Regions from separate parts of the Homo sapiens genome. Here region 2 is linked to region 1. A link is a contact called in ENCODE Hi-C data. All regions are on one chromosome and are shown on one strand. Each heading gives the region's core, a stretch centred on a gene start or an enhancer-like site at or near the end of the contact. The rest is flanking DNA. Distances are from core to core; before and after follow the strand shown. Region 1 holds the start of USB1 (U6 snRNA biogenesis phosphodiesterase 1). Region 2 holds the start of SETD6 (SET domain containing 6, protein lysine methyltransferase).

The links. Hi-C counts contacts between places; a loop is a spot of excess contacts on that map. Pooled maps may share reads with other maps.
Region 2: a loop to region 1 is called in a map of CD8-positive, alpha-beta T cell, with 5 times the contacts of the local background. The contact joins the promoter of SETD6 here to the promoter of USB1 in region 1. A Hi-C loop is called at or near these places in 2 of 168 maps with a recorded cell type or tissue (CD8-positive, alpha-beta T cell and ascending aorta) and 9 of 50 pooled maps.

Annotation. Positions count from the first base shown.
Region 1 is chr16:57,998,507-58,002,690 of GRCh38, reverse strand. USB1 (U6 snRNA biogenesis phosphodiesterase 1) reads right to left here and starts at 1,284. Exons shown (of 7, transcript NM_024598.4): 1 at 1,110-1,284; 2 at 46-212. The coding sequence starts at 1,207. It overlaps ZNF319 (zinc finger protein 319), which reads left to right and starts at 2,019. Exons shown (of 2, transcript NM_020807.3): 1 at 2,019-3,198; 2 at 4,169-4,184. RefSeq lists enhancers at 1,046-1,145, 1,172-1,466, 1,639-1,808, 2,666-2,935 and silencers at 1,226-1,475, 1,766-2,365, 2,416-2,545.
Region 2 is chr16:58,513,217-58,516,865 of GRCh38, reverse strand. It overlaps SETD6 (SET domain containing 6, protein lysine methyltransferase), which reads right to left and starts at 1,349. Exons shown (of 8, transcript NM_001160305.4): 1 at 1,302-1,349; 2 at 769-1,075; 3 at 523-664; 4 at 194-388; 5 at 1-58. The coding sequence starts at 1,328. NDRG4 (NDRG family member 4) reads right to left here. Exons shown (of 15, transcript NM_001242835.2): 15 at 3,247-3,649. RefSeq lists enhancers at 295-464, 1,505-1,674 and a silencer at 725-1,384.

The DNA of each region.
Region 1 (4,184 bases), core at 35-2,534:
ACGGGTCTATGGGTCTTGGCAACTTGCCTTTCACACATCACTCACATGGTACATAGACGTGGGTGGCCCAGTTGCCTCGCTCGTGGGGGAAGGTGCGCACCCGTCCCCCGTGTTTTGTGCTGTCATCTTCAGGCCCCTCCTCGGTGCCCGGGAACATGTTCAGCACACTGTCAGGTACTGGAAATCTCTGCCTGGGAAGGGGGCTCTGGCCACTGCAAAAGAAAAAAAGAAAAATGAGTACATTTATCCTGTTAGCATTCTCTACCTTTGTATATACCACAAAAGTTGTAACCCCTTATATATGGTGGCTCTGAGTGTGTGTTTCCAGCCTGGTGCTGGAAGCAGCTTCTAGATAGCGAAATTGTTTCTCCAGTATTGTCTCATTGGGGTCTCCAACTCTGGGGCACAAGGTCCCCATGGGAAACAACAGGGCATGCAACAATGTGGTTCAGGGGTCACATTTCCAAGCTGGACAGGCTGCAGCTGGAGTAGCACTTTCTAGCTCTATGACCTTGGGCAAGTCATGTCCCCTTTCTGGGCCTCAAATGCCTCATCTGAAAGTATATGTCTACCTGATAGAGCAATTGTGGGATCAACTGAGCTACTGCTTGTAAAGCACTCAGCAAAGATAAGGCCTAGCATTTAAGAATCTAAGCCCCAGGAAGTAAGGCCGACGGTTTTGTTCACCACTGAATTACCAGACCCCAGCCTGGCAGGGAGTGGGTGCTCAGTGAATATTTACTGGATGAATGAAAAGGCTCTCCCTACGCTTTAGCAAGTATTACTATCGCAATTGTATTCAAATCAGGAAACGGACCTAGGATGGTACAGGGATGTGTGCCAGGCGATAGAGTGGGCCAGCGCGAGGCTGGACCCGAACCCAGGTCTGGCCTCCCAACTTGGCCCTAGCCAGGTGGGGCCACTCTGGAGCTTTGTCTGGGGTGGGGGGGAGGGGTATATCTTCTGGATCCTCCTTTCTTCCTGCGTCCCCTTTTCCTTCCCAGAGCCGCCCCGCATCCTCCCTCCCCACTCCACCCCCAGACATTCGGGTCCCGTCTGGCTCTAGGGTGAATGCGCGCGCCCTCCGGAGAGACTTCCTCACTCCTCACCGACGGTGGCTCCCATCCCCCGGCCTGGTCCGCATCCCGTCCTCGGACTCATCCTCGGAGCCGCTGCTGCTGTAGCCCACCAGGGGCGCCGCGCTCATGGGGCCTCATCCAAGACCACCAGAGCAGGTCCACCAGCAACCTCAACCGGCACCCGGAGTTCCGCTGTGCCGGAAGCGCCCTCCCAGGGGCGGGGCCTGGGCTGGCACCGCCTCGGGGCGGAGCCGGGAGGGGCGGAACCCGGCAGGACAGTGGTGAAGATTCAGCCCACCGACTCCAAGCTGTCTGCCGGCTGCGCACGCGGATCTGGTCACCTGCAGCCTCCCGGCACCCCGCTGGGACCTCCCCAGCCTTCGTGTACCCATTTCATATATCGCTCAGGGCCCTCACCTTTCTGCCCGCTGCTGTCTGCAGCCACCCGGGACCAGACATACCAGACACGACAGTCCCGGGTCAGCGCACTAGACCCAGCGGAGACCCCTGCCTGCCCCGAGCCCGGCCAGGATCAGAGGTCCTGGAGCCCCCTCCTCAAACCAGCCCAAAGTCCAAGCCCCTAAAAGCCAAGCTGAGCAGTTAGGGGCGGATCAATTGTGGCAGACCAGAGCCTCTAGGAGGCCCCTCCTCTCCTGCGCAGAGCCGGGCCGAGGGCGGTCACCCGGAGCCCCCTCCCCTAAGCCCGAGCGGGGTGGCCGGAAGCAGAGCGCCCTTCCTCGGTTAGTCGAGGCGCCCAGGCCTGGCGACTCGAAAACCGCCCGGAGCACCCGGCTTGTCCGACCTGGCCCGGCCACGGGGTCCCCGGCAGGGGGCGGCCTCGCTCCGCGCCGCCCGCTCCTCCCGCATTGGCCGCCGCCGCCCGGGATGCCGCTCCTCCCCCGGCCCCGCCTCCCTGGCCCCCGCGCCGCCCGCCCGTCCGCCCGTCTCCGCAAGGCCATCGGTCCGTCCGCCCGCCCTCCCGGCGCTCCTCGCCCCGGCCCCGCTACTCCGGCAGCGCGCGTCGCTTCCTCCGTTCCGGCCGCCGCTAGCCCGTCCCCCGCCCCCGGTCCGGCCGCAGCCGCTACGCGAGGCCGGGGATTGGCAGCGCGCGTAGGCCGCGCCGCCGCGGATGGAGCCGGAATAAAGGGGCGGCCGAGAGAGCAGCTGGTCGCCGCTCGCCCCGCGCCTGCCCTGCAGGCGGCCTGGAGCAGGTGAGCGGCGGGGCGCCCGGGGCCGCATCTGGGGGCCACCCCCGCGCCCGCCGCACCCCTTCCTCTGCCGGCCCGGCCGCCCCCCCGCGCCCCTCCGCCGCGACCTAGCGGCCTCTTGAGCTTCTGGGCGGCCCAGGCCGGGCCTCGAGGCGCAGCCGCTTCCTGGGCCCGGCCTGTAGCCCTGGGGCCTTTCTCCAGCCCGGCCGCCCTCGGGGCTCGCCCTCGGGTCGCAGCGGCCGGGCCATCCCGGACGAGGGCTGACAGGACGCAGCCCAGCTGGGCCTGCAGGCAGGGCCGGCGGGAGGTGATCGGCTTTCATTCGGTTTCTCAGGGAGGAAGAAGAGACGGGGTGGGGCGCAGGTGGGGGGCCTCCCCTGCCTCTCCTTGCCTCCTCTCTCCCCTTTGCGGAGTGATCACAGAGGCTTCCTGGCTGCACCTTGCTGCAGGAGGGCCAGGGTGGGCAGGGGGTGCTGCAGACCAAGCCAGGGGACACTGTCTGACAGCCATTCATGCCAGAAAAAGCAAACAAAACAGTGGGTTGGCACAGCGGACCTACAGGCGCTCAGAGAAGCCCACCTTCCCCCTCTCTGTCCCGAGAAGGCTTAGAGTGGTACCTGCTTGCTCAAGCAACCTGCTGCCTCCACCCAGAGCAGCCGCTCCTCTCCTCCCTCCCTTCCGGAAGATGCTGAGGATGACAGCTTTTAGCCTGACTCTTACATTTCTTTGGCAGAGCAGTTAGAGGCCAGACTGTCCTGTGAAGGCTTCTCCTTCCTTCTTCCTCTGCTCAGGAGAAAACTTACAAACTTTTAAATGTAAGAGGCAGATGAGCTGGGAACCTGGAAGTGGGTTGCATCTGACTCTGAAAGTTCCTCCCTCTCGCTGGCATTACCTCATGCTGCCACAAAGTGGTGAGTTAGAGATTTGCCTGGGCTGGGTGGGCTTTACCTTCCAACAATTACCCAGAACTTTATAGGCTTGGAGTAAGGGAATGGAGTTGTCTCTAGAGAGGTGATGAGAAATGCTCTGTGGTTAGCATGCTGCATCCTGCATTGCCAAGGCAGACCAGGGCAGTTTCTTACATTTTCCTGCAGGCCTTGACACTATGAGATTCAGAGGATTTAGGACTTTGTGTGTGTGTGTGTGTGTGTGTGTGTGTGTGTGAGTTCTGGGAGAGAACCAGAGTGAGGAAGTTCTGCTGTGTGGACATCAAGCCTGGGTGGTTCTGTGGCCCTCTCATCTAGCCCCCATCACCTATGGGCTCTGGTTCCTGTAGGGCCACCCATCCTGTCACGCGGAGAGAGAATGGGCCTGTGGTCAGGGATAGTTGAAGGGGTGTGGTCAGTCCCTCATAGGTGAGAGTTTTTGAAATGGTCCTTGGTTCCACGTAGTTGTCCTAAATATTGACTGTCAGAGGCCATTTGCCACTGGGCTCTCAGACCTGGGAGGTCTGGCCTCCTTAGCTCTAAGTGGTGTGGCCCGTATTAAGACTCAGGGTAGCAACAGGAGAGGAGCTGCGGGCCTTAAGGAGGATTCTGTATTGTAGGCAGATAACCCCGGACTCTCACCTGTGAGTCTCAGCTAAAGGGTTGGCAGGAAGCTGGAGGGGACTTGTGGAGGCTGGGATGTCCTGGCCCAGGGGCGGGGCACTGAGGTGGGTGGGGGTGGAGGCCGCTGCCATTTCCTCTGCCTGGAGGAGCTGAGCTGGCTGCAGACCTCTCTGATTGCCTAAGAAGGGAGGAGTCCTGCAGCCCTGAGCACCTCTGCCTTCCCCGATGTGTGGTTTGTGATGGTGTGGTGAGTGCGGGCAGGACAGGGAGAAGGCCCAGGAAACTGCTGCTTGTTCCTTCCTCGAGCTCATACTTTCTCTCTTCTCTACAGAACGGATCACTGGGGA
Region 2 (3,649 bases), core at 100-2,599, 510 kb before region 1:
CATCACGGGGGAGTTGGGCTCCTTTTCATCCTCTTCTTCCTCCAGTGGTTCCTGAAAGCTGCCATTGACAGAACCTGGCTAAGGCCCTGTCTTGGGTGAGGGACTGGGGGTGGATTTCACTGTTTTTCCACTTTTGTCCCTCTATAGAGTTGTAAAGAAAAGGGTTCCGTCCTCAGAGGCCCCACCCACTGACCTATAGGCCATCACAAGGGCCACCAGCTGGTGGTAGAGTTCTAGGGAGCGAACCCTGAGGCTGAAGAGATCGGGGTGGGCTTCCATGAAGGGCAGCACGATGGACTGGTACTCGCTGCGGATGTTGGCCAAATCCTTCTCCACGGCCTCAGGTACGCCTGTGCCCTGGAGCAGGCACCGGCGCTCCTCCTCTGGCCTGCAGGGACACCCACACCCAGGTTCCCTTCATTCCTTCACACACTTTACTGGGTAGGACTGGTGCAGGGGCGGGGAAACTTCTTGCAGCAGGCTACGGTGCAGGCGCTCCCCAACCCCTCCCAAGGCTCTCACCAGAACATCGGGTGCTCCAAGCGGCCCAGCTCGGGCCAGAGCGCAAAGTAGGGCCTCCAGCGTGAGGCCGGGGCCTGCAGCTCGTGGAGCAGCGCCAGCAGCAGTGGCACCCAGCCCGACTGGCTCTGCAGCGCAACTCGCTCTGAGGAAGACACAGGTGTGAGCGCCCCGGCGCGGCCTCGCGGGCCGGGCCCGCCCCGCCCCGCCCCGCCCCGCCCCAGGGCCCTAGCCCGCCGCCGTGCCCACCTCGCTCCAGCAGGCCGCCGATGGAGCAGGTGTGCTGCGACAGGAGCGCGGCCCGCGGCACCACGAACAACAGCTCTCCGGCCTGCACGCTCTCCCGGGCCACCATGCCGTAGCCGGCCACCGTGCCCTGCCGGCTGACCGCCACCTGAGCAGGAGGGCTGGTCAGGGCAGCCCGCGCCCCGCCGCGGGTCCTCCGCCCGCCGGCTCGCTCGCTCACCTTGGGACTCAGCTCCAGCCCCACCCGCCGGCACCAGCTCAGGAAGCAGGCCACAGGATCCAGGTCGCCGCCGTCCACGGGCCCCGCCACCTGAGATAAGTGCGCGCAGTGACCAGGTCCGACCCCCAGAGAGGCCGCTGGGAACTGCAGGAGACCGCGGCGCGAGCGCAGAACGGGCTTTGGGTGGAGGAGGGGACGAGCGGAGAGGGGCGCGGGACCCGCGGGAGGGAGCGGAGGGGGCGCAGGCGGACGGTTCTGCGAACGGAGAAGGGGTGAGGCGCGGAGGAAAAGGCTGGACCCCGCGCCCGCCACTCACCCGTGGACGCTTCGCCTGGGTCGCCATGGTCTAAGAGCGCGTTTCCTCGCGGGCCGGCGCACCGCGCGGTCACTTCCGGCGTCTCTGGCCCCGCCCCGGCGCCGGAACCACGTGGTGCCTGTTTTGTCGTCCACGCTGCAGACTGGCCGGAGTTACCGCGGGCTGGAATCGTTCCTCATGAAAACATCTTGAGTCCAGGATCTCCAATTGCACTCACGCGCTGCGAGTGCAGAAGGAGAGTCCCGTGCCGCTTGGCGCCTGGTTCTGAGCCAGGTACAGCCCTGGCCTTCGGTCTGTCCCCGAGGGCTGAGGCTTCTTGCGGTCTGGGTGCAAGAACAAAATACGGTTTCTGGATCGGAAGCCGAGGGTCTGGTGGCCGGCCGGTGGTGAGCGACGCAACTGGGCGGCGAGCGACCTCCTGATCTCGACCCCTTGTTGCCGATGGCCATGGAACCCTTTTACTGGTGGTATTCGTTCAGAGCAGTTTTCGTGTGTGTTTCAGAGTGGCGTGGCCTAGAGGGCTCCTGGATCTAGAATAGATCCTCTCTGCCCTTATTTGCCAGTACATCCTCGTTTTTAATCTGCTGCATAGCACGTGGTGGGTTTTATTAGCTGACATAGTAGGGACTCAATATCTACCTATTGGGTAAATAAATGAATAAAACAAATGGTGGTTAAACCTGGGGAAGTAGCATGCTGTTAAATGTAAGAAAATGAGGCTGTGAATATAGAGGTTACAGGAATGGGTTTTGAAGCCAAGCAACGCCGCAGCTCAACACTCAGTTTTTTTTTTTTTTCCTTTTTTTTTTTTTTTTTTTTGGCGCGTTGGGGAGACGGGAGTCTCGCCCAGGCTGGAGTGCAGTGGTGCGATCTCGGCTCACTGCAACCTCCACCTCCCGGGTTCAAGCAATTCCCCTGCCTCAGCCTCCCAAGTAGCTGGGACTACAGGCGTACGCTGCCATGCCCAGCTAATTTTTTGTGTTTATTTTTAGTAGAGTCGGGGTTTCACCGCGTTGCCCAGGCTGGTCTCGAACTCCTGAGCTCAGGCAATCCCCCCGCCTCGGCCTCCCAGAGTGCTAGGATTACAGGCGTGAGCCACCGCGCGCGGCCTGGTCTGTTACTCAGGCAAATCCTTTTTCCTGAACCTTAGTCTCCTCACCTGCGAAACTAAGATAATACCTACTCTGTAGAATTAATGTAAGGATTGGTATGTTGACTAAAGAAAAAATATTAAGCTTTTAAATAATTAAAATTAGTTTTATTTAGAAGCCTTATTGAGGACTATAGACTGAGGCCTGTAGCCCAGGAGTAATCTTGTGAGGCTCCTCTAACACGGTATTTTAGTTTAGGTTATACATAGGTGAAGATTTAGTATGTGTAAAATCATATCAAAGTTTAGGGATAAGTATATCTGGTTATAGATTGCAGAGTATAATCATTAACCCTGTCAGACATGATCGTATGTTTAGGAGAAGGCAAAGAGTAGGTCATTTATCTTTGAAGGAATGTAGTGACTCAGGCAAGAGATTTGGAGGGCAGGGGTGTTTTGTTTTGTCTTTAAGGCATTTTTTTCTGGAGAGCTGTATTTTGTTTTTTTGTTTTATTTTGAGGCAGAGTCTTGCTCTGTCATCCAGGCTGGAGTGCAGTGGCACGATCTCCACTCACTACCACCTCTGCCTCCTAGGTTCAAGCGATTCTCCTGCCTCAGCCTCCCGAGTAGCTGGTATTACAGGCACGCGCCACCATGCTCAGCTAATTTTTGTATTTTTAGTAGAGACGGGGTTTCACCATGTTGCCCAGGCTGGTCTCGAACTGCTGGCCTCAAGTGATCTGCCCGCCTCAGCCTCCCAAAGTGCTGAGATTACAGGCTTGAGCCACCGTGCCTGGCTGAGGAGAGCTGTATTTTGTCACAGAGTCAGGGGAGAAATGAGCACATAAGCAGAAATGAGCACATAAGGCTTTTAATGTTTGTGACATTCTCATCTCACCGGTAAAATAATGTGACGTGTACTGGAAATAGAAAGATGGGTGGAGACCATCCTCTCCTAGCACCCTCAACCCAAAACCCAAGCAGCACCAGCAGCCCCTGCCCAAACATTCTGTTTCTCCAAAAGCCTCCCATGATGGGCATGGCATCACCACACTGGAATTCTTCTTAGGTTCTTTATTAGTTTTTCAGCACAGTTAACTCTTTCTACGTTGACTAGAGTTTTGTTTTACATTTTATCATCTCATGACAGCAGCCACCAGAATACACAAAATTAGGCTCTTTACTTTGTGCGGAGAAGAAAATAATAAACATTAAAAGTTCACCTTGACCAAAGAGACAACCTCCAGAAGAACACCAC